2 separate regions of the Homo sapiens genome follow, and region 2 is linked to region 1. A link is a loop called in an ENCODE intact Hi-C map of the cell type or tissue named here. Cell type or tissue: ascending aorta. All regions are shown on one strand. Each heading gives the region's core, and the rest is flanking DNA. Links, peaks and the distances in the headings are about the cores only. Region 1 holds the start of TRL-TAG3-1 (tRNA-Leu (anticodon TAG) 3-1). Region 2 holds the start of LOC124903662 (a long non-coding RNA gene).

Evidence for each region. A loop is a pair of places that touch in the nucleus more often than their neighbours do. Peaks named below come from ENCODE experiments on the same cell type or tissue, not always from the same donor. Only the 100,000 strongest peaks of a DNase experiment are listed, where the experiment ranks them.
Region 2: it touches region 1 in a loop (9-fold over the local background); 4 of 110 quality-filtered maps call a loop at or near these places.

What each region holds. Positions count from the first base shown.
Region 1 is chr16:22,188,339-22,203,628 of GRCh38, forward strand. It overlaps TRL-TAG3-1 (tRNA-Leu (anticodon TAG) 3-1), which reads right to left and starts at 7,454; the gene lies at 7,373-7,454. SDR42E2 (short chain dehydrogenase/reductase family 42E, member 2) reads left to right here. Exons shown (of 13, transcript NM_001394319.2): 13 at 1,801-3,413. The coding sequence ends at 2,055. RefSeq lists silencers at 1,799-1,888, 1,979-2,028, 2,169-2,268, 7,840-7,919 and enhancers at 1,974-2,473, 2,729-2,808, 3,309-3,368, 6,960-7,089. In ascending aorta, for the core only: a CTCF peak has its summit at 7,710; DNase peaks (open chromatin) are centred at 4,523, 7,493, 11,042 and 11,463; H3K4me3 peaks cover 1,232 bases; H3K27ac peaks cover 7,295 bases.
Region 2 is chr16:21,494,021-21,509,310 of GRCh38, forward strand. It overlaps LOC124903662 (a long non-coding RNA gene), which reads left to right and starts at 8,291. Exons shown (of 2, transcript XR_007065024.1): 1 at 8,291-8,497; 2 at 15,183-15,290. It overlaps MIR3680-1 (microRNA 3680-1), which reads right to left and starts at 12,115; the gene lies at 12,029-12,115. It also overlaps the pseudogene SMG1P3. RefSeq lists enhancers at 7,446-7,962, 7,963-8,478, 8,479-8,995, 15,114-15,283, 15,262-15,290 and silencers at 7,511-7,820, 7,911-7,960, 8,071-8,120, 8,141-8,490. In ascending aorta, for the core only: no CTCF peak of the experiment used is centred there; DNase peaks (open chromatin) are centred at 7,681, 8,321 and 10,121; H3K4me3 peaks cover 1,678 bases; H3K27ac peaks cover 2,199 bases.

The DNA of each region.
Region 1 (15,290 bases), core at 4,315-12,314:
TATGGCTTCTCCTTTGAGCCATCCGGATCAGTGGAGGAGAGAATAAGATGATACTGACAATCTCTTGAGTTGTGACAGTATGCCAGGCACTGTGCTTTATCTCATTTAACTGAGTTGTAGACAACATTGTCCTCTCCATTTAGAGAGGAGGAAATGAGACACACAGTGAAATAACCTGCCCGTGATCACTCACTTAAATGGTAGAGCTGGGATTTGAACCCAGACCTCAGTGATTTCAAGCTTAACCATTAGCTTGTGAAAATGCATCAGGAATCACATCCACATAAAATAGCTGCCAGGGTGCAGCTGAATTGTGGTCAGGCAGGGACTTGGCTCCTCTCCCTCTTGTTTAACTTGGGGATTTCCTTGTTCAGCTCAGGGGCAATGTCCTTAACTGTGGAAGTTCCTTGGCTGTGGCTCGGGTACCCTCTGCTGGTCAATCTGTGACACATCAACCAGCCCTCCAGTTTGACTTTATAGCCTTTTATGCATTTAACATAAATGTTACCAGGCACTGTGCTGAGCAACGGAGGCAAGAAGACATAGTCCTTGCCCTTAGGGAGCTCCTAGTTCAAAGGGGAAGACAGCCCACTAACCAGGCAACTCAACACTGTAATTAGAGCCATTCTTGGGAAAATCGCGAGAAACTCCAGTGCACACAGAAGGGGCGCCTCAGCCAACTCTGAGGAAGTCAGAGAAAGCTTCCCAGAGGTGACATCTAGAGACATCTAGGTGTATTAGGGACCCTGCTTATCTAGCGTAACTCAACTCCTGTGCTCCCCAAAGCCCTGCACTTACTGACTAGGAAAAAAAGGGACAAATACTGGCCTCTCTCCTCACCCCCCATTAAGCATCCAAGACCACAGGTTTGACCCCAGGGGCTGTTTCAATGCCATGGGAGAATCCAGCAGCTGGTGGATTCTTCCCCAGGGTCCGGCTGAGGAAAAAGAGAGGAAGAAATGAGTCAGGTGGGAGAACATCTCCAGGTGCCAGCACAGCAGAGAAGAAATTAGGCTAGAACCTGGCTCCCCTGTGCGACCCCAGGCAAGTCACTCAACCTCTCTGACCTTTTTCCAAGTATGCACAGAACAGATAGTGCTAGTACCACCTGAGAGGATTAAATGAGGTAGGGCATAGAAAGGATTTAGTCCAGGCCAAATGCAGGGTGTGTGTTCCTTAACTGCTGATAGCTATCATTACTACCCTTCAAACCAGTGGGCCCCAAGCCATCTGGCAGCAGGGGAAACACAGCTTAGACCCTGGAGAGCAATCAGTTCTGCATAATCGAATTCCTCTCTTAGGGAAGCTTAGTTAATAAGCGAGGGCATGAAGGCTGCGACTGGGGCCCTCCTGGTCACAGTTGGTCTGGGGTTGGGGGCAGGAAGCCAAGGTCGTTTCCTGCAGATGTTTCTGGCAGGCGTTCACCTTCTCCTAGCGGATGCCTAAGAATGTATCAAGGGCCTCCTGAGTCCCAGCACCGTGCTAGGCCGGGAAGATGAGTGTAGGGGTGAGACCTTTGCTTCTTAGGGACCAAGGAGTTAAATAGGGTGCGAATTCAGCGGGGCTGGAGGGGGCGACGCAAAGGCGGCACCCTCCAATAAAAATGAACATGTAAGGAAGAAAGGAAGACCTCTCTAATGAGGGCATCGCAGGAGCAAGACGCTGCACTCGGGTCCTTTTAAATCACTATGTAATGGAGGGGAAATCCCTGCCCTCTCTTTTCCCTTTCCGTAAACAACGAAGTAGAGGATGTCCTCCTCCCACGAGGCCCGCCCTCGGATGCCCCGCCTGTCCCCGCAGGTGCGCAGCGTGGCCGTGACGCACACCTTCCAGATAGCCAAGGCCCGCGCCCAGCTCGGCTACGCGCCGGATAAGTTTAGGTTCGCCGACGCCGTGGAGCTATACGTGCAGTCCACGACCCGGCGGCCCCGCGGCTCCACGGCGCGGACCCTCCTGCGCCTGCTGCTCAGGCTGCTGCTGTTCCTCGGCTTGCTCGCCCTGGCCCTGCACTTCCTAGGCCTGCAGCCTCTGCACGCCGCCGTGGAGCGCCTGTGACCGTCCGCCGTCCGCCGCCCGCTAGGGTCGGCCCCGCTGCACCCTCGCCCACGCCCGGCTCCCTGGGCTTGTACCAGCCCCTGCCCCGCCTTCTGGGTTTGAGCGCGCCTCCGCTCCGCCCCTTGAATCCTGGTCACGCCCCCGAGCCGCTCTCCAGACCTAGCCCGGACCGCCGACTTCTGGCCACGCCCCTATCTACTCCCAGACCTTGCCTTGCGCCCTTCCTGTGTTTTGGCCCCGCCCCTGTCCTGTCCCGCCCCGCCCTCCGAAGTGGGCACGCTCCTGCTCCGCCCCCTGAATCCTGGCCACGTCCCTGGTCGGCCCAGACGCGTAGCCCCGAGTCTCTTTCCATGTTTTGACCACGCCCTTGACCCGCCCTTCAAATTGGGCACGCCTTCTTCCCCGCTCACTGATTTCCTGGCCTAGCCCCTGAGCAGACCTCCAGACCTAGCCCCGCCCCCGTTTTATAACCCCGCCCCTGCTTCACGGCTTGGGCACGCCTCTTCCCCGCCCCCTGACTTCAGAGCCTAGTCCTGAGCCGCTCTCCAGGCCTAACCCCGCCTTCATGTCATAGCCACGCCCCTTCCCGCCCTTCCATGTTTGGGCACGCCTTCTGAGTCCTGGTCACGCCTCTGTCCCGCCCCCTGAATCTTTCCTACGTCCATGACCCTCCCTCCAGGCCCTGGCCCTGCCCCTTTTTTCCTCCCTCCGGCCTGTCCGGTTTCTGATATGGGCCAAGGCTCACAGCTTCCTCCGCCTTCTGGACCTTCTCCTAGTCCCTGCCCAGTCCCGGCCCACCCCCAGATTCTCCCTCATTCTGGTTTCGCCCCCTTTCTGGTCCTCCCCGCGCGCTTGAGCCCACCCTTTGGCTTCTCCTTTTGGGTCTGTCCTTGCTCCTGCCTCTGGACCCGGTCCCGCCCTTCTCGCGTGTAATTGAGTCCTGGCCCCGCCCCCTCCCTCTCTGGCTTCACCCCTTTCCAGCTCCGCCTCCCGGGTAGGTTCTCCCCGGAACCAGGCTGCCGCGTCGCTATGGGCTAACGCAGGCTCGGGTGACGTTGGTATGAGTTTGCGCCGTCGGCTGCTGCTCTGTCTGGTAACATTGCATTCGATCCACCCCGACCCAATGTTCTGGGCTTCTCATTCACACAGATCTGTGTGTTGACAGCCAGGGTTTGGGGAAAAACCGAGACTCAAGCTTCTGCCGAGCCCGACTTGGCCTTTTTGGGTTCCTGTCTGAGGATGACAGCATAGTAAGCACAGGTTTTAGTACCAGAAAGAGCATGAAAAATTTAAAAAAAAAAACTCTTAAAATAATTGGATGTCTCGATGAAGTACCAATAAAGCTATAATGGGAAAAATAGAGTTTAGTTGGTTATATTTTATGATTTAGTACTGTTTCTATTTATTAATTAGAGGTAGTGGTAATCACCATAATCTTTAAAGTTTAAGGTCACGAAACTTCTTTATCTAGCCCTGCTCTCCACAGAAACTTCGCCTCCTATCATCTTGGTATCAGTTATCAGTTGTAAGTACCAAGACATCAGTGTGTAAATACAACCATGTATAGATCATAATATGCACACGTGGGACTGGCAGAGAAGAAAAGCACCACAAGCCTGAGGTGGATGGGATCGAAAGGGCTCATCAGAACCAACATGGCCACCGCAGTGTGTGTCCCACTCTGCTGAACAAGGTGAGCAGTTTGGGAAGGAGCTAAAAAAAAATGTATGCTCCTCTCTGCTAGGCTGAATTTTATGTGTGTATATAATTTTTGAAAGAATAATAATCCTATGTCTGTTTAATGCTTGACAGTGTAAAAGAGCTTTCATCTATGTGATCTTATTTAATTCTTACAGCTACTCTTAAATAGGGTTTATTACTCTCCTTTTATAGATGACGAAAACTGGGGCTTTGTCTCATTCCAAAGAGCAGAGGAGGGTGGGGGTTTCTGCTCTACAGCTGGGGGAATTTGGAGGAGCACCGCCTAAGCCGCCACTGGCCTAAACACAACACGTGGTAACTTCTACTCTTCTACACTCTGGCCATGCCAAGGCTTGCGGTTGAACTCTGGTCTCGTTCTCTCAGAGCCGCAAACCTCGGACCATTTGAAGCTGGCGGTCCTGGGGCTTCCTTTCCTCTCGATAACATGTTTACATCCAAACTCACTTCCTTCCTCTCTTTCTTCTCCCTGCTAATCCTGGGAAATCTGTTCTTCGAGCAGGAAAAACAATCTCACACTGCTCACGTTATTTTCTAGATCTTTTGACTAGTGCCAAACCTACTTTTGAAAATCCAAAAGCCAAGAATCAATTTATTTGTTTTCTGGATTTCTCCAACTCATCTATTTCCTAACACTCTGGAAGCAGAATGTGTAAACCCTGGGCATGGGGACAACATGGATCGCTATGTCAAAAAAGCTTTTTTCCTTTCAAGCATCTTTATCCAATGGAAAAGGAGGTGGCATCCCCACCCAACAGGAAAACTGAATCACTGTAAGAATTTTTGAGACTGCCCAGACCACTAGCCTCCATGAGGTTCTGAAAGGGCAAGTAGGAGGTTCTAGCTTACTTGGAGACGCTAAAGAGAAGCATCGCAAATGCAGAAAACAGAATTGTCACAGTGGGCAGCCCAAGGTGACATAGTCGATCTGAAGGGATTATCAAGACAAACTCATAGGCTTTCCATTATGGGTGCTGAAGCTATTCCCAGTTGTAAACCCAATGCCAGGCATCTAAAACATCCTCAAGTCTCTCTCATCTTGAAAATATCTTCCCAGCAGGGCACAGTGGCTCACACCTGTAATCCCAACATTTTGGGAGGCTAAGGCTGGAGGATTGCTTGAGGTCGGGAGTTCAAAACCACCCTGGGCGATTTGGTGAGAACCCTGCTTCTACATAAAAAAAAATTTTTTTTAATTAGCCAGGTGTGGTGGCACCCAGGAGGCTGAGGCAAGAGAATCACTTGAGTCCAGGAGTTTGAGTCTGCAGTAAGCTATGATTGCACCACTACACTCCAGCCTGGGCAACAGGGTGAGACCCCATCTTTAAAATTTAAAAAAATCCTCCTTTGATTCCCCCATTTTCCCTCCCACAACTGTTCCTTTTGCTCCTCCTTTTCAAAATCAAATTTTGTGATGAATTGACCATACTTATGTTTCCATTTCTTCTCCTCAACCCATTCCAAAATGGCTTTCAGATCATCAATGATCTTGTCCATAAATCTTAATAGATATTTTTCCGTCTTTATTTTGCCAATTATCTTAGCTGTGTTCAGCATAGTTGACTGCCCCCTCCTTCTTGATCCGCATTTCTTGGTCTCTATGAAACCACACCTGTTTTCCACGTATATTGCTGGCCAGTCCTTTCCCGTCTCTTTCGCATCTCTTTCACTGGCTTTTCTTCCACTGCCCTCCCTTTAAGATGATGTCTCTCGGGTCTCTGTCTTGGCCCCTCTTCTCCCTCTGTGGGATCTTTCTGGATGAGTTCATCCCTTCCCATGGCCTCAGTCTCTAATACCTCCCAAATCTGTATCATTTCCTTGGAGTGCTCTCTTGACCTCCAGAAATCTATGTCCAACCTCCTACTCAACCCCATATCCCACAAGAATCTCCAGCTCAATGAAAATCAAACTGAAGTCATCATCTCCCACAAACCTGCTTTCCATCTATCTTGTGTTCCCTCCCAGGAGAGGAGAGGCACCACCAGCCATCCAATGACCCAAGCCCAAATCCTGGGCGTCACTTTTGACGTGATCCTCTTCTTCTCGACATGCTCATCTGTGGATTCTGTCAAATCTATCTCTAAAATGTCTCCCTGACTCACTCCTTCTGTCCCGCACCCGGCCACTATTGTGGTACAAACCACTGTCCTTTCTCCTAGACAATTGCAATAGGCATTGAATGGGACCTCCTGTCCCTGCTGCCAGCGGGAACTTTCTTTTCTTTCTTTGTTTCTTTGTTTCTTTCTCTTTTTTTTGACACGGAGTTTCACTCAATCGCCCAGACTGGAGTGCAGTGGTGCGATCTCGGCTCACTGCAACCTCCGCCTCCCAGGTTCAAGCAATTCTCCTGTCTCAGCCTCCCAAATAGCTGGGATTACAGGTGCGTACCACCATGCCCAGCTAAATTTTGTATTTTTGGTAGAGACGGGGTTTCACCGTGTTGGCCAGGCTGGTCTCAAACTCCTAACCTCAGGTGACCCACCCGCCTCAGCCTCCCAAAGTGCTGGAATTACAGGTGTGAGCCACCGTGCCCAACCAGTGAACTTTCTAAATTCCAAATTGGAACATGCCACTCTCTAGCTCAAAAGCCTTCCATGGTTTCCCATTGCCCTTGGGAAGGGACCAAGTTCAAAGCCTTAACTCGGCATTCATGGCCCTCTTTGCCTGTCTCTTCGCCTCACCTATTGCCAATACTCCACCTCCACTCTCTGTGCAGCTGCCCTGAATTACCTTCACAGCGTCTCAGCCTTACCAGGCTCTTTAGGAGTTCCCTCTTGGAAATCCCCTCCCACGCCTTCACTTGGCTAATCTCAATTTCAGGCCCCAGCTAAATGTCACTTCCTTGCTTCTCAGGGGCCAGGTTAGCATGCTGTACTGCCTAACACTCCTCACAGGTGTAATTAATTAAAATGACAATGTCTGCAAAGTCGATGGGTTCAAAAACATGCCTGCCTTGTACACCACCACAGCCTCAGGACGAGCACGGTTTCTGGCACATAGTAGGCCCTTCATAAACAGCTCAACAACTGTTTATAAATGAAGGCCCCTAAATCAAGCCTGAAAACCAAGTAAGAGGTGAATCAATGAAGCAGAGACCTCAAGGTTGGCACCCCCACATAGGGCCAGACCCCTACTACTCCAGGGTCACCTGACAACAGAGGTTTATGGGGTCCCTGGAGCCCTCTAAAGTACACGGAGCAGGCCAGAAAGGGACCCCCGTCCCTAACTCAGGTCATGATTACAACCACCCCCAACTAACCCCAGGAAGACCCAGACAGGCTGTTGGGAACTTTTCAAGCTAGCTCAGATGCTTTCCCCTGGAAATGGGGAGATGTGTTTTGTTTTTTTGTTTTGTTTTGAGGGAGCTGGATGGGTAGGTGAAAGAGAGGTTTGTGTATTGGGCTAGACAGTGAAAGAGCCTGCACTGCAGTTTCTGCCTTTTCTCTTCCCTTCCCCCTTCCATTAAAAAAAATCCATTATAAGCAATCTAAAGCTTTAAAAAAGAAATACATCAGAAAGGAGAAAAAAGGAAGAGAAGTTGGCAAAGGACTACATAAAGAGATGGTTTATGGATAGAAAAGTGAGACCTTCTGAGGTGTGGCAGCGGTGGGATTCGAACCCACGCCATCGAAATGACTGGAGCCTAAATCCAGCGCCTTAGACCACTCGGCCACGCTACCTCCCGATCGTAGGGCTTCCTATGCCGGCATATTAGTGTGATGACGGAGGCGCCCCGCCCTCAAAGTTTGCGCATGCTCAATATAGAACCGCTGTCTCCTGCGTTGCTCACGGAGACTTGGAGTCACAGTGCTCTCGCGATCAGCAGCAGTAAACACACTAGGAACGCACTATTAAAATGAAGAGTGCCTACATATCAAAAATTAATATTTTTAATATTAAATCCTCACAAGTGTGTTTGGATTTGATTTTGAGTTTTCCTTGGGCGTGATCCTGCCTACAGCCACGTAGGGGCGCTCCCGTGCTGCCGCTTCCTCCCGGGTGGGCCGGGATCTTGCGTGGAGCCCCAGTTTGTATGTTGGGTCCCCAAGGTGCAGACGCTCTGTCCAGTTCAAGGCCCCTCTGTAGCCCTGAGTGGCCTCATGTCCTAGCCCTTGCCCTCGCGATGTAAGAATCAAGAGTTCAGGGAGGAAAACCATTGAACGTTGTTGCAGATTCTTTGCATGTGTGGGCTCCTAACATATCAAAAACTATTAAGCTTTCATAAGCTGTGCGACCCATTTTACAGAGGAGGAAAATAGAGATGCTAAGTAACTAGCCTCGGGTGCCCCAGCCAGCCGGCATTCCACAGCCTCCCAAGACGTTTGTTCGTACGTGCAGAGGATTTTAGTGCTTTTAGAAAAAAAAAAAAAAAGCAATAAATATAGAGTATAACCTAGCAAAATTCCATTTCCTATCATCTCGAATTATTACTAACATTTTGCATATTCGCTTCAATTTTTTTTTTTTTTTTTTTCCTGAGACTGAGTTTCGCTCCTGTTGCCCAGGCTGGAGTGCAATGGCGCGATCTCGGCTCACTGCAACCTCCATCTTCCAGGTTCAAGCGATTCTCCTGTCTCAGCCTCCCAAGTAGCTGGGATTACAGTCGCATGCCACCAACGCCCGGCTAATTTTTGCATTTTTAGTAGAGACGGGGTTTCATCATATTGGTCAGGCTGGTCTCGAACTCCTGACCTCAGGTGATCCGCCCGCCTCGGCCTCCCAAAGGGCTGGGATTACAGACGTGAGCCACCGCGCCTGGCCTGAAATTGTTTAAATTAAAATTAAAATTAACACTCTAGATAAAATTCAAGTCTCCTTTGATGTCCCCAAGTTCTATTCCCCCTTCCTTCTCTTTCAGGAGTTTCCCATCTTTTCAGTATGCATTTTCCTAATTTCACAATCACATAGGGTTGTCTATTTCCTTGCACGTTTAAGGAAAATGGCAAACAAAAATCCAAGGTTGTAGAGACAGTTGGGTAAGTGGGAGTGGCAGTCTGTATAATGACCCCTAAAGATGCCCACACTTGAACGTGTAAATATGTTACCTTCCGTGGCAAAAGGGACTTTTGCAGTTGTGATTAAATTAAGGATCTTCTGATGGGGAGAGGAGCCTGGATTATCCAGGTGGTCCCAATATAATCACAAAAGTCCTTATAAGAAAGAAACAGGTAGCCAGGCGCGATGGCTCATGCCTGTAATCCCAGCACTTTGGGAGGTTGAGGTGGGCAAATTGCTGGAGGTCAGGAGTTCGAGGCCAGCCTGGCCAACGTGGTGAAATGTCATCTCTACTAAAAATACAAAAAATTAGCCAGGCATGGTGGCATGTGCCTGTAATCCCAGCTATTCGGGAGGCTGAGGCAGGAGAAGCACCTGAACCCAGGAGGCGGAGGTTGCAGTGAGCTGAGATCGCGCAACCGCACTCCAGCCTGAGCGACAGAGCGAGATTCCATCTCAGAAAAGAAAAAGAAAGAGGCAGGAATTCAAGGAGGTATGAGGGTGAAAACAGAGGTCCCAGTGATGTAGCCACAAGCTACAGAATGTCGGCAGTCTCTAGAGGCTGGAAAAGGTAAGGAAATTGATTCACCCCTAGAGGCACCAAAAAGGGAACACAAGGTGTCTGACACCTTGATGTTAGCGTTTCCGACTTCCAGAACAGTACCACTATAAATCTGTGTTGCTTTAAGCCACTAAATTTGTGTTAATTTGTTACAGCAGCAATAAGAAACTAATCAAGTGGGTAAACCCATGGGCTTGGGAATGACACAGTCTAAACTCCCATGAGCTGTGTGATCTTGGAAAAGTCACTTCTCTCTGGGCCTCAGTTGCTCATCCCTGTAATGGAGTGATAATGATAGTATCTACCCCACAGGATTTGCTGTGAGGATTAAACTCATTCATTCTGCAAATGTTTCATGAGCACCTACAATGTGTCAGGCACTGCTCCGGTTATATCAGAGGATAAAGTCAATACAGATTAAATGTGGTAATTTGGCCAGGTATGGTGGCTCACGCCAGTAATCCCATCCCTTTGGGAGGTTGAGGTGGGAGGATTGCTTGAGGCCAGGAGTTTGAGGCTACAGTGAGCTATGATCATACCACTGCACTCTAGCCTGGGTGACAGAGAGAGATCTTGTGTCTAAACATGTGCCAAGCATTTAGATGAATCTCTGGCACATATGAGAAGGGTGACGGTGATGACTTTGTTCTCTCCTGGTATCTCAAGGGTTCCCACCACAAGGGTTCTTTTTGGTTTTTGTTTTCTTCTGTTTTGTTTTGTTTTGTTTTAAGACAGAGTTTCGTTCTTGTCGCCCAGGCTGGAGTGCAATGGCATGATCTTGGCTTACTGCAACCTCCGCCTCCCAGGTTCAAGCAATTCTCATGCCTCAGCCTCCCGAGTAGCTGGGATGACAGGCACCCGTCACCAAGCCCAGCTAATTGTTTTTGTTTTTTTGTATTTTCAGTAGAGACGGGGTTTTGCCATGTTGGCCAGGCTGGTCTCAAACTCCTTGACCTCAGGTGACCCACCGGCCTCAGCCTCCCAAAGTGCTGGGATTACAGGAGTGAGCCACCGTGGCCCAGCCACCACAAGGGTTCTTATACAGGCACTGGCCACTTGGTGGTATTCCACACACATCTCTCCAAACACCCTGTTTCAAGTAGGGGGTCTCTCCCAGGATGATACTGGGCCCTGCTAGGAGGTCAACTCCAGGAAGGCAGGTGATGGTGTCTTGTTCATCCACTGCTGTATCCTCAGGACCTAGAACACTGTTGGCAGCAGGAATATTCCTTGAAAAAAAATAGTTTTGCATTCTTGGTTAAGTCCACTCCATCTTGCCACATGAACTTAAGAGTCAGAGACAGATGCTTTCAGCTGGAGCTGCCCAATATAAGGGCTCAGAGAACTTTTGTCTGGACTTGAGTTTCAGCGAGGAACACCCATTACTTTTGCAAAAGTTATTTTGTGACTTGTGACTTGCCCTCTGTGGCCACAAGAAGGAAGCAGCGTCCTCTTTAGGTAAATTCCCCTACAATTGCTCAAAGCATCTTCTGGCAGTTAGTCCATCTGCCAACAGCATCATGTCCCCTAACTCTGTCTCTGATCATTTAATGCAAGTCAATACCTGTCCTGCACCTACTAGGCCTCATCAGGCAAAAAGCAGGCCTTGCGGGCTCGGGGAGGGGGATGAGAGCTGTTTCTGGAGTTGCTTAGAACCCTTGTGCTGGAGTTGCTTCTGTAACAGAATAAAAATCCAGTGGTGGAGCCAGACGCGGTGGCTCATGCCTGTGATCCCAGCACTTTGGGAGGCCGAGGCGGGCAGATCACCTGAGGTCAGGAGTTTGAGACCAGCCTGTCAACATGGTGAAACTCCGTCTCCACTAAAAATACAAAAATTAGCCGGGCGTGGTGGCACACTCCTGTAATCCCAGCTACTCAAGAGCCTGAGGCAGGAGAATCACTTGAACCCAGGAGGCGGAGGTTGCGGTGAGCAGAGATCGTGCCACTGCACTCCAGCCTGGGCACAAAGCAAGACTCCATTTAAAAAATAAAATAAAATCCAGTGTTGGACGCAAGGCCGCCAGTTCCTCTGCTCCACCCTGCATTTCTCCAGGCCCCGTCGCCCTGCTGGCCTCCCACAGTCCTGCTGACGAGGCGTCTCTGGTGATTCATGCCTTCAAGGGTGACGCTGCCAGGGCAGCTCATATGCAAAGCCCATGCAAAGCCCAGCCACAGCCAGGCAAGGGTGGGGAGGCCACAGGCGCCAGAGCAGCCGGGCTATGTTTGGTTTTTTATTTTTTATTTTTCTATGTGACATTTAAAAATAACTTTTGCAAAAGTAACCCATTTTCCTTGTTGAAACTCAAGCGAAGAAAGGAAAAGCACAAATAAAAAAATATCTTTTCATGTCTCCACCCAGTTAAACTCTGTCAATACTTTGGTAAGGGACCTGGGTTTTGTCTTTTTAAAATTTGTAATATAGGCCGGGCACGGTGGCTCACGCCTATAGTCCCAGCAATTTGGGAGGCCGAGGCTGGTGGATCACCTGAGGTCAGGAGTTCGAGACCAGGCTGACCAACAAGGTGAAACCCTGTCTCTACTAAAAATACAAAAATTAGCCAGGTATGGTGGCAGGCACCTGTAGCCCCAGCTACTCGGAAGGCTAAGGCAGGAGAATTGCTTGAGCCTGGGAGGCAGAGGTTGCAGCGAGCTGAGACTGCGCCACTGCACTCCAGCCTGGGCGACAGAGTGAGACTCTGTCTCAAAAAAAAAAGAAAAAAAATTGTAATGTAATGCATGCTCGTTGTACATTTTTTTTTAATGTCAAATCAAAAGAATAAGATAAAAAAAAGAAAAAAGTCAAATCACAGGCATCAAGTTAACAGGGAAATTCTCTCCCTCACCACAGCCCTCCTTCACAACCGAATCCCACAGCTCAGAAGTAACCATTATGAAGAGTACCAGTTTGGGCTGGGCACAGTGGCTCACGCCTGTGATCCCAGCACTTTGGGAAGCTGAGGCAGGCGGATCACCTGAGGTCACTGAGGTCAGGAGTTTGAGACCAGACTGGCCAACATGGCAAAACCCCATCTCTATTAAAAATACAAAAATTAGCTGGGCATGGTGGCGCCCTCCTGTAGTTCCAGCTTCTTGGGAGGCTGAGGCAGGAGAATCGCTTGAATCCAGGAGGCGGAGGTTACAGTGAGCCAAGATCATGCCACTGACCTCCAGCCTGGGTGACAGAGCCAGATTGTCTCAAAAAAAAAAAAAAAAAAGAAAAAGAAAAGAAAAAGAGAAAAAGCCGGGCATGGTGGCTCACACCTGTAATCCCAGCACTTTGGGAGGCTGAGGCAGGCAGATCACTTGAGGTCAGGAGTTTGAGACCAGCCTGACCAACATGGTGAAACCCCATCTCTACTACAATACAAAAATTAGCTGGGTGTAGTGGCGGACGCCTGTAATCTCAGATACTTGGGAGGTTGAGGCGGGAGAATTGCTTGAACCCTGGAGGCAGATGTTGCAGTAGGCTGAAACTGCGCCACTGCATTCCAGCCTGGGCAACAAGAGTGAAACTCCATCTTAAAGAAAAAAAAAGAAGAAAGAAAGTACTTTCCAGATCTTTTCCTGTGCAAATATATAGGTGAATGAAAACTCGAAGCCCTGATGTGTCCCACTCTCATCCTGGGGCTGGCTTTACACAGGGTAGGAGAGGAACATGCGATCTAAAAGAAGAGTGGGGGTCGAGTGTGGTGGCTCATGCCTATAATCCCCGGCACTTTGGGAGGCCAAGGCAGGTAGATCACCTGAAGCAGGAGTTCAAGACCAGCCTGGCCAACATGGTAAAACCCCGTCTATACTAAAAATACCAAAAATTAGCTGCGCTTGGTGGCAGGTGCCTGTAACCCAGCTACTTGGAAGGCTGAGGCAGGAGAATTGCTTGAACCTGAGAGGTGGAGGCTGCAGTGAACCAAGATTGTGCCACTGCACTCCAGCCTGGGTGACAGAGCAAGACTCTGTCTCAAAACAAATACACAAATAAATTAACTAAATTAAATAAATACAAGACGAGTGGTGTCTCATCACTTCCTTAAGTCTTTCAGTAGCTACAGGTGGGCCATCCAGATGGCTCTGTGTTGGGCATTTCTCATACCTAGTAGGCCCAGGACCTCTGAGCCAAAGAGGTGAAACACACAACCCAAGCCCACTGTGCACAGGGAATTTGGGCAGTTAACAGTTTGGAAACCAGACCCTTCCTGTGGTGCCTGCGGCCAGTGCAGCTCTTCAGCCCCACCCTGAGCAGATGGGAGGATTACACCTGTCTTGTTGCAGTTGGGAACAGCCACGTGACTGTGACTGTAAGACCTGGGGCTCTATCACCATGGTGAGATGGAAACACCATGAGTCTTTTTTGTTTTGTTTTGTGACAGCTTTATTGCTGTTATAATTGCTGATATAATTCACACACTTTTTTTTTTTTTTTTTTGAGACAGAGTCTTGCTCTGTCACCCAGGCTGGAGTGCAGTGGTATGATCTCAGCTCACTGCAACCTCCACCTCCCAAGTTCAAGCGAGTCTCTTGCCTCAGCCTCCCAAGTAGCTGGGACTACAGGCATCCACCACCACACCTGGCTAATTTTTGTATTTTTAGCAGAGACGGGGTTTTGCCATGTTGCCCAGACTAGTCTACAACTCCTGGGCTCAAGTGATCCACCTACCTCGGCGTCCCAAAGTGCTGGGATTACAGGTGTGAGCTACCGCGCCTGGCCCATACACCCATTAAAAAAGTATAATTCAGTGGTTTTTAGTGTATTCACAGAATTGTGCAACCATCAGCACAATCAATTTTAGGACATTTTCATCACCCCAAAGAAGAAACCCTACAACTATTAATAGTCACTCCCCCTCTCCCCAAGCTCCCTTCCCAGCCCCTGGCAACCACTAATCTACTTCTCTCTTTATGGATCGATTGTCCTATTCACTGATATAAATGAAATCACATAGTATGTTGTCTTTTGTGTCTGGCTCTTTTCACATAGCATATTTTTTAAGGTTCGTCCGTGTTGTAGCATGTATCAGCACTTCATTCCTTTTTGTTGCCAAATAGTATTTCATTGTATGAATCTACTGCCTTCTTTTCTTTTTTGAGATGGAGTCTCGCTCTGTCGCCCAGGCTGGAGTGCAGTGGTGTGACCTCGGCTCACTGCAACCTCTGCCTCCCAGGTTCAAGTGATTCTCCTGCCTCAGCCTCCCGAGTAGCTGGGATTTCAGGCACATGCCATCACACCTGGCTAATTTTTGTATTTTTAATAGAGACGGAGTTTCACCACGTTGTTGCCAGGAGTTCAAGACCAGCCTGGCCTCAAGTGATCCGCCCGCCTCGGCCTCTCAAAGTGCTGGGATTACAGGCATAAGCCACCGCCTGGCCTACTGCATTTTAATTATGCATTCATCAGTCATTTGGATTGTTTTCACCTTTTGCCTATTATGAATAATATTCCCATGAACATTTTGTATAAGTTTTTGTGTGGACATATGTTTTCATTTCTGCTAGGATTTGAATTGCTGGGTTATACGGTAACTTCATGTTTAATTTTTTTTAAGAATTGCCAAACTGCTTTCCATTCCTACCAGCAGTGTATGAGGGTTCTAGTTTCTCCACATCCTTGCCAACACTTGCTATTATCTGAGATTTTGATTATAGTCATGCTAGTGGGTAGTGGGTGTGTTTTGACTTGCTTTTTTTGGTCACCCACGCTGGAGTGCAGTGGTGCAATCATAGCTCACGGCAGCCTCCAACTCCTGGGCTCAAGCTATCCTCCCACCTCAGCCTGTCGAGTAGCTGGGACTACAGGCACACATCACCGAGCCTGGCTAATTTTTCTATTTTGTTTTTTTGTAGAGATGAGGGTCTTGTTATGTTGCCTTTGCTGATCTGGAGCTCTTGGGCTCACACCATCATCCCACCTTGGCCTCCCAAAGTGCTAGGATTACAGGCATGAGCCACCATGCCTGGCCTTGCA
Region 2 (15,290 bases), core at 3,907-11,906, 690 kb before region 1:
CCAGAGCCTGGGCAATAATAAGAGCGAAACTCCGTCTCGGGGTGGGGTGAGGAAGATACCATAAAATACCTGTACCCGATTCTAGACCTTACTGAGGATTCCATCTACTTCCACCTTACTGTAACTTTTCAAATACTTTTCCCACTGAACTAAATCCCCCCCATAAACATGCAACACTTTCTAATGTATTCCATTGAAAAATACAAAAACATATAAAAAGGAAAAACTCCATCAATCCCACATGTCCCTCCATCAAACAATCTGCCTTTACTTGCTGCAGCCAAACTAAAGTTGTCTAGATTCCCCTCTCCCATTTCTTCACTTCTTCTAGCTCCTTAACACACACTGGTCCAATTTCTGCCCCATCACTCTTGGCAAAATCCATTATGACCTCCAGGCTGCTAAATCCAAGATACAGTTCAGGCCTCAATCTGCTCATCCTTTCAGCAGCTTTCACAGGGCTTCTGAGTAGGGTTGAGCAGTTTTGCCCTGCACACAGGTGCCCTGCAGAGGAATGAGGTGGGCTGAATGAAACTCCTTTTTTAAAAATTCTTGGCTGGCATAGTGGCTCACGCCTGTAATCCCAGCACTTTGGGAGGCTGAGGTGGACGGATCACTTGAGGTCAGGAGTTCAAGGTCAGCCTGGCCAATATGGCAAAACCCCATCTGTTAAAAATACAAAAATTAGCTGGCCGTGGTGGCGGGCACCTGTAATCCCAGCTACTCGGGAGGCTGAGGCAGGAGAATCACTTGAACCCAGGAGGCAGAGGTTTCAGTGAGCCGAGACTGCCCCACTGCACTCCAGCCTGGGCAACAAGAGAGAAACTCCATCTCAAAAAAAAAAATTGTTTATGCCAACTAATTGTACACCTAAATGCACCAAGTTCCTGACTTTCTCCTTGCATTTATTTGTTTATTTATTTATTTATTTATTTATTAGGTCTCACTCTATGTTGCCCACGTTGTAGTGCAGTGTGTGATTACAGCTCACTGCAGCCTTGAACTCCTGGGCTCAAGAGATTCCTCTGGTCTTAGCCTCCCCAGTAGCTAGAACTACAGGTATGGAGTGGCTCTCTGCCTTTATTTCTAACCCAAGCTACCTTACAACCTTAAAAAGAGACGCTGCTTCGCCGGGCACAGTGGCTCTCACCTGTAATCCCAGCACTTTGGGAGGCCGAGGCGGGCGGATCACGAGGTCAGGAGATCGAGACCATCCTGGCTAACACGGTGAAACCCTATCTCTACTAAAAATACAAAAAATTAGCCAGGCGTGGTGGCGGGCACCTGCAATCCCAGCTACTCGGGAGGCTGAGGCAGGAGAATGGCGTGAACCCAGGAGGTGGAGCTGGCAGTGAGCCGAGATTGCACCACTGCACTCTAGCCTGGGCGACAGAGTGACACTCCATCCTAAAAAAAAAAAAAAAAATTTATTATATACATACACACACACACACACACACACATACACACACACACACACACACATCTCCCCAGAAGCATCAATATTTACTGAATTAGAGTATTTCATTACCTGTTATAAAAAACAAACAAAAAAACCTTCCATTATACTAATTTATAAAGGAATCAAAACAAAATGGGTTGGCGGGTCCAGGCACGGTGTCTCACTTCTGTAATCCCAGCACTTTGAGAAGCCAAGGTGGGAACTCGAGGTCAGGAGTTCGAGACCAGCCTGGCCAACATGGCGAAACCCTGTCTCTAATACAAAAATTAGACGGGCCTGGTGACATGCGCCTGTAGTCCCAGCTACTCGGGAGGCAGAGGCACATGAATCACTTGAACCCAGGAGGTGGAGGTTGTACTGAGCCAAGATTGTGCCACTGCACTCCACCCTGGGAGACAGAGTGAAACTATGTCTTTAAAAAAAAAGGCGGGGTGCAGTGGCACACACCTGTAATCCCAGCACTTTGGGAGGCCGAGGCAGGTGGATCACCTGAGGTCAGGAGTTCACGACCAGCCTAACATGGTGAAACCCCATCTCTACTAAATATAAAAAAATTAGCCGGGTGTGGTGGCACATGCCTGTAATCTGATCTACTTGGGAGGCTGAGACAGGAAAACAGCTTGTACCTGGGAGGCGGAGGATGCAGTGAGCCGAGATTGCACCATTGCGCTCCAGCCTGGACAACAAGAGCAAAACTCTGTCTCAAAAAAAAAAAAAAAAAAAAAAAAAAAAAAAAAGTTGGGGTGAGGGGAAGGTTCAACTTAAAGATACAATTACTAAGTGTTTCATAAGGAATGACTTATTTCATAATGGAGTAGGAGTTTGACACCAGCATGGGCAACATGGGGAGGCCCCATCTCTACAAAAAAGTAAAAATAAAAAATTAGCGTGCCAAGCATGGTGGGTCACACCTGTAATCCTGGCACTTTGGGAGGCCAAGGAGGAAGGATCACTTGAGCCTAGGTATTCAAGACCAGCCCAGGCAGCATGGCAAAACCCCGTCTCTACAGAAAACAAAAAAAAAATAAAGTAGCTGGGGGTGGTAACATGCACCTGTGGTCCCAGCTATTGGGAGGGTGAGGTAGGAGGACTTATTGAGCCTGGGAGGTGGAGGCTGCAGTGAGCTGAGATGGTTCCACTGCACTCCAACCTGGGCAATGGAGCGAGACTCTGTTTCAGAAAAAGAGAGAGGAAGCCAGGCGTGGTGGCTCACGCCTGTAATCCCAGCACTTTGGGAGGCCGAAGCGGGTGGATCACCTGAGGTCAGCAGTTCAAGACCAGCCTGGCCAACATGGTGAAATCCCATCTCCACTAAAAACACAAAAATTAGCCGGGCATAGTGGCATGCACCTGTATTCCCAGCTACTTGGGAGGCTGAGACAGGAGAATCACTTGAACCAGGAGGCGGAGGTTGCAAGTGAGCTGAGATTGTGCCACTATACTCCAGCCTGGGCGACAAAGTAAAGCTCTGTCTCAAAAAAAAAAGAGAGAGAGAGAGGAAAAATAAATTAGCCAGGTGTGGTGGTATGCACCTGTGGTCCCAGCTACTCAGGAGGCTAAGGCGGGAGGATTCCCAGAGCCCAGGAAGTCAAGGCTGCAGTGAGCAGTGATTGCACCACTGCACTCCAGCCTGGGCAACAGAGCAAGAGCATATCTCAAAAAAGAGGAAAGAAAAGAAAAGAAAAACATAAAAACAAATGTTCCTTTAGTTTTAATTTTTATTTTTTAGTTTATTATGGCTGTTTTACTCTCCCCCAAGTAAAACAGCCATACACAATTTGCTGAAATTTTCCTTAGTGTACTTTGAAATCTGTGGAACAGAACTGGCAATCGCTAAATTCTATTTGACTCTAGTTCCATTTAATATTAGACTGGTGTGGAAGTAACTGCGGTTTTTGCCAAAACCGCAATTACTTTTGCACCTACCTAATAGGTATAAAATATGTAACTTCACTTAATTTTATCCTTTATGTATCTCCCTATATTATGTACCTATGGACATCAAACTTAGTACAGACTGATAAAAGGCTGAATAGACAACTCTGGTTTCAAAAATCCAGCTTCTCACAACATCAGACATACTAGTATACAGCTTTTCTAATTTCACAACACATTTCCATTTTTTGGTCTTTCACAATAGAGAAGATGTGTGTACTTTTGAATACTCTGATCTGTCTACAATCTACCAAAATTGGAAGGTGTTTTTATTATACAGTTTCATCCTTTTAGAAATATAGAAAGATCCTAAGTTTGGGCACAGTAAGACACTCAATATAGATCTACTACTAAACAAGTAAGACCAATTACACAATTAATGTCCTAATACCCCGAGTGGAGAAGTAAAATCTACTTGTTTTCTGTTGACTTGAATGCCTTCTCTTCTTTGTTGAATTAATCAATCTATTTGACTCCAATGTCAAATTAATCAATGTCACTTTAGAATATTAAAATGTACAATTATGAATTACACATTTAATTTTAAAACACATCATTCTGATCTCTGTCTTGATTGATACTAGAAGATTATCTTCCAAACTAAGGTGGAAAAAATGACAGACTTTAGCTATTGGCAATGATAGGTCATTTTTTTAGGGAAGAGGAGTAAAGAGGGCCACCTCCATAGGTCAGATATCCCTTTGTTCTAAGAAGCCACCACCCCTGTTTCTTCATATGAAAAAAACCAGAGGCATCCAGTGGTTCCCAAAACCTTCTCAACTTTACGCTTGAGGAACCCACAGATTTCAAATAATACAACTGACCTAAAACACTCATTTGTTTAACCATTCTTTTTTTAACTTTTTATTTTTTTTGAGAAGGAGTCTTGCTCTGCTGCCCAGGCTGGAGTGCAGTGGTGTGATGTCGCTCACTACAACCTCTGCCTCTCAGGTTCAAGTGATTCTCCTGCCTCAGCCTCCCGAGTAACTGGGATTACAGGCATGCACCACCACATCCCGCTAATTTATTTATTTATTTTTTTTTAGTAGAGACGGGGGTTTCACCATGTCGGTTGGCCAGGCTGGTCTCGAACTCCTGACCTCAGGTGATCCACCCACCTCAGCCTCCCAAAGTGCTGGGATTACAGGCGTGAGCCACTGCCCCCGGCCTGCTTAACCATTCTTAAATGTCGGGTGCAGTGGCTCACACCTGTAATCTCAACACTTTGGGAGGCTGAAGGTGGGCAGATTGCTTGCGTTCAGGGGTTCAAGACCAGCCTGGGCAACGTGGTGAAAACCCCATCTCTACAAAAAATACAAAAATGAGCCGGGCTGTTGGCAAGCGCCTGTAGCCCCAGCTACTTGTGGATGCTGAGGCAGGAGGCTTGAGCCTGGGAGGTCGAGACTGCAGTAAGCCAAGTATCTGTGCCGCTGCACTCCAGCCTGGGTGACACAGCAAGACCGTCTCAAAAAAATTGACAGAAGAGTTGACTGAGAGCACAGTGAATGAAAAGGAAGACTATAAGCCAGTGCCATATAAATGCTTACTGTTGGAGGTATGCTTCTATGGAACACGGGTTTGCTCTCTTGCCATATGACATTCACATATTCAGCCACCTGGAACACTTCCTGTCAGTATGTGTGAAGTATCATGTGTGGTCAAAATTGTCTCAACAGTCATTTTCCACACCAACTGGCAAACTAACACTAAAAGAAATCAACAAGTATTGCTTTTTCAAAAGCCTAAATCGGCTGAGTGCGATGACTTACACCTGTAATCCCAGCACTTTGGGAGGCCAAAGCAGGCGGATCACCTGAGTCAGGAGTCCGAGAACAGGCCGGCCAACATGGTGGAATCTCGTCTCTACTAAAAATACAAAAATTAGCTGGACGCCTGTAATCCCAGCTACTCAGGAGGCTGAGGCAGGAGAATTTTTCCCTGTAACCGGGAGGCAGGGGCTGCAGTGAGTCGAGATTACACCACTGCACTCCAGCCTGGGAGACAGAGCAAGACTCCATCTCAGGAAGACAAAAAAAAAAAAAAAAAAAAAGCCTACATCAAGGAAAACAGAACCAAAACACCAGGGACAAAATGGTACATAAGAGGCAAAAAAATTTTCACCAAAATTATTCAGATGAACAATAATAAATGTGCCTGCATCTGAAGATGTTCTAAACCTTCATTTAAGCAAGAAGCAAGATCAAGATCTGTTCCGTCAGTTACCTGGAGTCTGTCATCTTTCTGAATAGGGGACAGAATCACCTCAAATTTAACTAATAAAAATTTATGACTTGGCAAACACCCCAGGTATTTTTATTGACTAACAAATCAGCTATGACAATCTTAGCAACAAATCAAGTTATGCTATGGGGTATGTCCACACTTCCCTGTTCCCTCTACAACAGGAGAAAATCAAATTTTTCCAACATCCTAACAAACTGTTATTGCCTGTAACCAAATGTATCACAGTATCGTCTACCAAGGCGTTACATCCTGAAACTTTCCTACAAAAAGCACAGCTTCAAAGAAACCTTGCAAGCTTTCTTGTAAGCTCCTCCCTTCCCCCATCGCCCCTCCCCAGAGCCAAGAAATAAAGCACTTGAAAGAAACAACATGGATAATATTTATTAATAGCTCATGTACATATTCCATAACTACATAAGCCATTTGGCTTCATACCTGTCAGCAATGAAGTCAGCTGGCCCTAGCACGTGGCTGCGACTCTTCTCTATTTATTTAGAACTACAAACTACAATTTACACTTTTCCAAAAGCTGTAGGACTATTTGGGAAGGGCACTTTATTCTTCTAAAAGGTTACTAAATTCTCTTATATACTTATACTGATCACAATACTGAAAAATAATAGAAAATCCATTGTCATTCATTTACCACCTAATTTGTTAGATGCCAGAAAATCAAATTTCACACATTTCAATAAAAAGGCAAAACTAAGCATGTCAATCATAGGAAAAAAAATACTTAATCAACTAATTTTATTTAAAGCACTCACAAACTCTTAAGTGGTACAAGACAAGTCAACGCTGTTTATCGAACAATATTTTTTTTTACGACTAAACATCTCAATTCTAGACTCAGGCACTAATTATTAAAGTCATCTAGTTATATACACCAATTCTCAACAGACACAGTTTTTTTTGGAAAGGCATATTAAACAGACTAAGATGTGTACTACCCATTAGCCAAAGATAATTTTATTGATTTTTCTAACGAGTCTTCAAATGTTACATTCTAACATCTTAGCAAATTATTTCCAAATACTGCTGGAATTACATGTAACTATCAGGAAACAAAAGGGCTTCTCAACAACTTGTGCGTTCTACATTATCTGGCCAGTTTCCGGACAATTATAATACAATTGTGCTCCAAAGTAGGAGAGTTCCATGAATCAATTACCCCTAAAATATATTTCTGTATATTTAAGGAGTTCTAAGCATTGGGTTAAATTCCAAACAGACTCTGAATACAAGCATTTATTTAGTAAGAGAGGTTAGAATAAATCAATCCTAAATTAGGCACAGCTGCCCTCCCCCCATTGATCAAAAAGACAGGAAATTACATTTATTTAAAAAGTTAATGTTCCTAATATATTCAAATCTAACTAAGCCCCAAAACGGTCTGACATCAAATCCTCCATAAAAGAGGAAATTCTCTAGACTTCTAAGTGGGTGCCCAGAGTTCACTCAAGTGTCCAGGTATGAATTACGATTCACCAGAGTAACCGGCCTTGCACTTAGGGAAAACTTCCATCGCCCAAGACCAGAGTAGGTCGATCCCATCAACAGTCACACAATCTCATCTCACGCTCCACTAATGAATGTTCTGCCTAAAGTCAGAGCAATGCCTTAGCTGGAGTTTTGTTTTGGTTTTTTCAATATTACCACGTGGGGGTCACAGAAAGGAACAGAGGTTAGAAGAGCTCTCACGTGGCGGCTGAAAGACTGGGGAACCGAGAAAGTGAATGAGTAACAGGGAGGGTCCTGTACTCTCAGAATCTCCCAACTCGGGGTCAGGGGGAAGCGGTAAGTGGAATGCCCCCCGCCCCCCCACCCCCGCCTCTTTCTCACCTCCTGGTCCCGACCCTAGGCCAGTGCCACCGCCGGGAGCCCCGGGTCTCGGCTTCAGCCCCGGGCTGAACAAGCAGGGAGGGGAGAGGCACTTAGGCCTCGCCTCCCCGCGGCCTTCCTCCCCCAGCCGGGGCGGAGGAGACCCAGGAAGCCGCGCCCGGCTCCCGGGGGTGGAGGGCCTAGGCCGCGCCTCCCAGCCCCGCGGCCCTAGGCCTCCGCCCGCCCGAGGCGGAGCCCGGGAGGTCGGGGCGGGGTCCCGGGCCGGTCACCCACCTGGGTTGCCAGTCATTCCAGCTCCGCGAATAGTTGGTGCCGTTGGTGCCGCCGCCGCCGCCGCCGCCGCCGCCGCCGCTCAGCCGAGACCCCGGGGCTCTGCGGCTCATTACCTTCCCCGACACGATATGGCCAAGCGCCGCCGCCCAGAGAAGCGCGAGTCGCCACCCGAACCGGCCGCCGCCAACACCCCGCTCCGGCCCGGGGCTGAGAAGGAAGCCGAGAAGGAGGAGGAGGAGGAGGCGGCGGCGGGCGGGGGAAGAGGACGACCGTTTCGGGTTCCGCCTGAGCCCGCAGCACAGGACGAGGAGGCGGGAGCGGCGCGGTGAGAGAGAGGCGGATGAAGGGGAGGCGACGTCTCTTCCAGGGCCCTGCGCGGCCCACGTCGCCGGGGCCCCCGAGGAGGAGGACGACGAGGAACAGGCGGTGGCGGCAGCTCCTCACGCTCACACGGCCACTGCTTCCCCGCCTCCCGGCTCCGCTCGCCGCGCCGCCGCTGTCGCACGGCATGCTGGGAGCGAGAGGCGGGGTCGGCCCCGCCGTGCCTGCGGAGAGAGGCGGGTCCTGTCGGCGGGGCGGGGCCGATAGCAGGCCGCCCCGCCCCCCACGGCCCCAGGCTCTTGGACGGCGAAGAGGTCTGGGCGTAGCGGTGACGAATCCTAAGACGGGATCTCCACTACTGCGGCCACACACTTTTCTCCCAAATGCTTCCCGGAAAGCACCGGAGGGCCAGGCAGTCAGGTGTAAACAGGCGTCCAATCAAGGACCTGCGGTGGGGGGGGGGGGGGGGGGCGGGCTGTTGCCCTGGGGTGCGCGCGCACACAGGCGCGCCCTTGGATTCACGTGTGCCAGTTTTCCCACTTTCTACGGGGCGGGGTGGAAAGTGAAAATAGTCAGATCGACAGGTGGATATCCACCTTCCCAACCTCCACCTGAAATGTGCCCATCGAGTCCTAGCACCTTTTACCATTTCTTCCCAATGAAAAAAACTAAACGATGGAAGGGAAGGGAGTACCCACGACCACCAAACCCTGTCCTCTGCAATGTGAAATGTGCTTTGAAGTCCTCTCACCCTGAGGCTTGCCCGCCTTCTGCTGGTGAAAGAAGCTGGGGGCTAGGCGCGGTGGGTCACGCCTGTAATCCCAGCACTTTGGGAGGCCGAGGTGGGCGGATCATCTGAGGTGAGGAGTTCCAGACCAGCCTGGCCAACATGGAGAAACCCCGCCTCTACTAAAAATACAAAAATTAGCCGGGCATGGTGGAGGGCGCCTGTAATCCCAGCTACTTGGGAGGCTGAGGCAGGGGAATCGCTTGAACCCAATAGGCCGAGGTTGCAGTGAGCCAAGATCAGACCATTGCAGTCCAGCCTGGAGAACAAGAGTGAAACTCTGTCTCAAAAAAATATAAGAGAGAGAGAGAGAGAAAGCAGGGAGGGAAGAAAAAGGAAGGAAGGAAGGAAACGAGGGAGGGAGGGAAGGAGGGAGGGAGGAAGGAAGGAAAGGAGGGAGGAAAGGAAAGAAAAGGAGAAAAGAAAGAGAGAAGGCCGGGCGCGGTGGATCACACCTGTAATCCCAGCACTTTGGGAGGCCGAGGCGGGCAGATCTCGAGGTCAGGAGATCGAGACCATCCTGGCTAACACAGTGAAACCCCGTCTCTACTAAAAATACAAAAAATTAGCCGGGCGTGGTGGCGGGCGCCTGTAGTCCCAGCTACTCCGGAGGCTGAGGCAGGAGAATAGCGTAAACCCGGGAGGCGGAGCTCCCAGTGAGCAGAGATCGCTCCACTGCACTCCAGCCTGGGCGACAGAGCAAGACTCCATCTCCAAAAAAAAAGAGAATCAGCTGGGTAGAGGAGACGTACCTGACTGTCTACCCCATGACATGCCCCATGCCCCAGGGAAAAAAATTCCCTAAAGCATCTGATGCATAACGTGAATGCATACACATTTTTTAAAAGGTGGGCCAGGATGCTCCTTAAACAAGTGCCTAAACCTTATCTGCATAAGGAGTCTTAACCTATCATTTTATGTTGCAAAGAAAACGTCTTTATATATCGCTTGTGCAATTAAAAATTGTTACCAAAAGTACTTGAAGATTACGAGGAGTTGACACCTCCACACACATGCATATCCCCTCCACCTTGGGCTCCTTGCTTATGGCCACCAATCCCTCACTAAGGGAGGATCTTGCCAGTTCTAAATGATGGGGACTACAAAAATTACAAAAATTACCCGGCGTGGTAGCGCGTGCCTGTGGTCCCAGGAACTCAGGAGGGTGAGGCAGGAGGATGACTTGAGTCCAGCGGGTGGAGGCTGCAGTGACCTATGATCCTGCCACTGCACTCCAGGCTGGGCTGCGGAGGGTAGGGAGGGAGGGAGAAGAAGAAAGAGAAAACGCGGGGCACCATGGATGGCTGACTCCTGTAATCCCAGCACTTTGGGAGGCCGAGGTGGGTGGATCACTTGAGGTCAAGAGACCAGCCTGACAAATATGGTGAAACCCCGTCTCTACAAAAAAATACAAAAATTAACCAGGCATGGTGGCGCACGCCTGTAGTCCCAGCTATTTGGGGAAGCTGAGGCATGAGGATTGCTTGAACCCAGGAGCCAGAGGTTGTAGTGAGCCGAGATCGTGCCACTGAACTCCGGCCTGGGTGACAGAGCAAGACTGTCTCAAAAAAAAAAAAAAAAATCATTTAGATGAAGTGATTCATGCCTGTAATTCCAGTGATGGGAGGCTGAGACTGGAAGATCCTTGAGCCTGGGAGTTATAGGCCAGCCTGAGCAACATAGTGAGACCCCCATCTCTACAAAAAAAATATTAAATTTTTTTTTTCAGACGGAGTTTCACTCTTGTGGCCCAGGCTGGAGTGCAATGGTGTGATTTCAGCTCACTGCAACCTCTGCCTTCCAGGTTCAAGTGAGTCTCCTGCCTCAGCCTCCCAAGTAGCTAAGATTACAGACACATGCCACCATGCCCGGCTAATTTTGTATAAAAATTTAAAAATTTTTAAAATTAGACAAGTTAGAAATTGCTTGAGCAACTGGACACAATCTCTGGTACTACCTTTCTTTTTCTTTTTTATTTTTTTATTTTATTATTATTATTTTTTGAGAAGGAGTCTCGCTCTGTCGCCCAGGCTAGAGTGCAGTGGCGCAATCTCGGCTCACTGCAAGCTCTGCCTCCCGGGTTTAAGCCATTCTCCCGCCTCAGCCTCCCGAGTAGCTGGGATTACAGGCGCCCGCCACCAAGCCCGGCTAATTTTGTTTTTTTGTATTTTTAGTGGAGACGGGGTTTCACCGTGTTAGCCAGGATGGTCTCAATCTCCTGACCTCGTGATCCGCCCGCCTCGGCCTCCCAAAGTGATGGGATTACAGGCGTGAGCCACCGCGCCTGGCCCTCTTTTTCTTTATTGGTCAAAATATTATCCAACTAGGCATATGGATGTGGAGGCATGCCTGTGATCCCAATTACTTGGGAGGCTGAGGTGGGAGAATCGCTTGAGCCCACGAGTTTCAGGCTGTGGTGAGCCATAATGGTGCCTCTGCACTCCAGCCTGGGCAACAGGATGAGACCATTTCTTAAGGGGACGGAAAAAATCACTCTGGCTGTGGCAGATTTCCTTAGGATAGATTCCGAGAAGTGGAGTTATTGGGGAAAAGGCTGTTAATGATTTTAAGTCTTTGGATACAGACTGTTAAGTTGCTTTCCAGGAAGTTTCTGCCAATGATAGTGTGATACTTTCTGTGTCCTCACACCACCCTTTGTCAACACTGAGTGTTTTTGAGGGTTAATTATTTCTATGAGAGAAGTTAAAAAAAAAAAAGACAACAAAGAAATTGCTTCAGGTGGGGCATGGTGGCTCACGCCTGTAATCCCAGCACTTTGGGAGGCTGAGATGAGAGAATCACTTAAGCCTAGGAGGTGGAGGTTGCAGTGAGCCTAGATCGTGCCACTACACTCCAGCCTGGGCAACAGAGTGAGACTCCATTTCAATAAAATAAATCAAATGAATCAAACGTGAGCAACTCTCATAACTTCCAACATTTTTTTCTTCTTCCTGTTGGTGGTTCTGCCTCTCTGGCTCCATTAGGATTTCCCTACTCCATTTCAGTCATGGGAGCCGAGTTTCTGTTCCTGAAACACACCAGGCCTTTCTGGCCTCTGGATTTTTGTACTTGCTGTTCCCGCCATCTGGAATGCCTTCCCTGCATTTGTTCCCATCAGGGTTGGGACTAGCAAAGTGACAGGTGATGGAGTTGCTGAGGGTGCAAAATTTAAGGAGGCACCTACTCCCAGGGTCATGCAAAAGCCAACTTTGCATTTGCACAATCCTGTGAGTGAGTCCCTCCTTAAATTTGAGGCTGTACTGTAATCCCAGCTACTCAGGAAGCTGGGGCAGGAGAATTGCTTGAACCTGGGAGGCAGAGGTTGCAGTGGGCCGAGATCCTGCCATTGCACTCCAGCCTGGGCAACAGGGCGAGAATCCGTCTAAAAAAAAAAATGAGGCTCTAGGCACCACATTTGCCCTACTCTGGCCCCTGCCCTGATTTTCCTGGCCTGTCTCATCTCCAGACAGGTTTGCTTTGACCTCCCTGCCCATAAAAGCTGGCCAGTGCCCTTTCCAGGTACTCTGTCATATACCCTATTTCTTTCCTTGGTAGTACCCAGCACCATCTGCAAGTATTGGGTTTCTTTGCACATTTAGCATCTGTCCAACCCTTAGTATATCAGCTTTGCAAGAGCAAAGGTCACATCTATCTCAGCCTACCTCCTCCATACTCAGCACACAGCACAGCACCTGACCATAGGAAGCACTCAAGAAATGGGAGGAATGAAATGGAAATTATCTAAAATAAGGATCAAGATTGATACAGAAGTATTCATCTCAGTTTTACTTATTAATAGCAAAACAAAAACAAAACACCTGGAAACTATACTAATGCTCAACAATAGGAAACTGATTAGGATGCAGTACATTCAGAGCTGAAATTTTCTGCAGCCATTACAAATTATATTTGTGAAGATTTTTTTTTTTTTTTTTGAGATGGAGTTTTGCTCTTGTTGCCCAGGCTGGAGGGCAATGTCTCGATCTCGGCTCACTGCAACTTCCGCCTCCCGGGTTCAAGCGATTGGTCTGTCATTTTCAGACCCCACAGAAACACAGGTGCTCCTGCCAGGCCCCCGGGGACTGCCTCCAGGAGTCATTTGTAATGACAGGGTGCGTTCTGCGCACGGTTTCAGAGTCTGTCCAAAGGGCCAATGCTGGGGCTGGGGCAGAAACGGTCCAAGGCCTGTGAGCTGTGCAGCTTTATAGGCAAATGAAGATCGTTTACCCAGAATTGCCTGCTGGAGAGAGCATAGAGGAAGTGGCGGCAGCTTCACCAGTTCCAGGAAGCCCAGGCAGCCTGGTCCCCCAGGGTGCACCTGGCACAGCAGTTCGCACAGGGCCAGAGAGCGGCAGCTGACCGCTGCAACTACAGCTGGCCTGACACCGGGCACAGGTACCAGCCCAGCCCAGTCCCGCCCAGCGCAGCCTGCGGCCCCTAGCGGAGCCAGCACCTGGCAAACCTGACACCCAGCCTTGGAGCTTGGGCCCCCCTCTGCAGCTGGCTGGGGCTCCTGAGACAGCTTCTTTGTCGGAATCCACTCGGTACACACACGGTCCCTAACTTAGTGGCTGCCCAGTGAACATGGGGCTTAGTAGAACCAGTACCTTCCTCCCTGGCCCCTTCAAGTCTAAATATCCCCTGCTCTGAGTACAAGCTTCCACCTTCTCCACCGACAGACAGCCCCCACCATCTCCACCGACAGACAGCCCCCACCATCTCCACCGACAGACAGCCCCCACCATCTCCACCGACAGACAGCCCCCACCATCTCCACTGACAGATAGCCCCCACCATCTCCACTGACAGACAGCCCCCACCTTCTCCACTGATAGACAGCCCCCACCTTCTCCACTGATAGACAGCCCCCACCTTATCCACTGATAGACAGCCTCCACCATCTCCCGTGTCATCCCCTGGGGGGACTTGTAAAAGCAGTGGTGGGGGAGTGGGATGGAAACCCAGAGCTTCTGATCAGGCAGGTCGGGGGAGAGGGAGACAACACATCTGCACAGAACAAGGTCCCAGGGAGGCCGGCGCTGCTGGTCCAGGGAGCACCCCCCAGCACAGGCGCGTGCTTCCCTGATGGACACGTCACCGCCCTGGGCTCCAGAAAATGAATGTCTGACCCAGTGACCCCTGTCCTCACCCAAGGCCAACCTCACCCCAGAATGGGCTGGAATGCTGAGCCTGCCCATGCCGGCTCCAGATCCACCCGCCTCCCCACCATTGCTGGCCACAGAGAGAGGTCAAAATGGTCCGGAAACCCCAAGGAAAATGAAGCAGTTCCAGGGCAGGGAAGCAAAGGCAGTGTTTCCTTTTTTTTTTGAGACGAAGTCTCCCTCTTGTCGCCCAGGCTGGAGTGCAATGGTGCGATCTTGGCTCACTGCAACCTCCACCTCCTGAGTTCAAGCCATTCTCTCACCTCTACTTCCCGAGTAGCTGCAGCCTCTGCCTCCGGGGATCAAGTGATTCTCCTGCCTCCTGCCTCAGCCTCCTGCCTCAGTAGCTGGGATTACCGACACCTGCCACCACGCCCACCTAATTTTTGTATTTTTAGTTGAGACAAGGGTTCACCATGTTGGCCGGGCTGGTCTCGAACTCCTGACCTCAGGCGATCCACCAACCTTGGCCTCCCAAAGTGTTGGGATTACCGGAGTGAGCCACCGTGCCTGGCCAGGATGGTCTGCTTATAATGGCTCAATTTTGATGTCCAGTCTCTGCAGAGCACAAGGCCCCCGCTTTGGGCCAGACATACAGATGTCCCTGGGCAAGCACAGAGATGATCCCAAGGCCCTGGCCCCACCTGTCTGCTCAGTGTTGAATCAGGTTTCTGTGAAAACAAATTACTAACAGGCTGGTGTCACATTTTCAAATTCTGTCACCAGGCCTTGAACACATGTCTTTGTACTTTTTTCCATTTTTAACCGGGGCTGAGTTACGCCCAACCACACTGTCCTGGCTGGCACGGGGGAAGAGGTGTCAGCTGCTGTCCAGAATGGGGCTGACACATTCATTTTAAACAGGCCAGGAAGATGCAGATTTGGCAAGCTCTGAAATTTGCCGACACCCCAAGTCGAGGGTAAGCAGGAGAACCAGAAAAGGGCAGCTTCTCATGTGGTCAGGTTCTCCTGATGCAAGCGTCCTGGTGGATTTGGGTTTCCCAAGGGTCCTGACTCCAGGAGACCCCCAGGACCGACAGGAAGGGCCACCCCTCCCTCTGAAACTCTGAAGCCAGGCCACCCGGTGCTGAAATGCTGTGTGAACTCGGGAAAGTTCCTTCGCAGGGACTGAGCCTCCCTTTCCTGTCTCCAACAGACTGGAACACTGCCTCCCATTGTATGGGTGAAATACCTCGCGGACATGTCTTACGGCGCCCCATGAAAGCATCACCATTAATCTGACCAGTCACCGCAGCATTAGTAT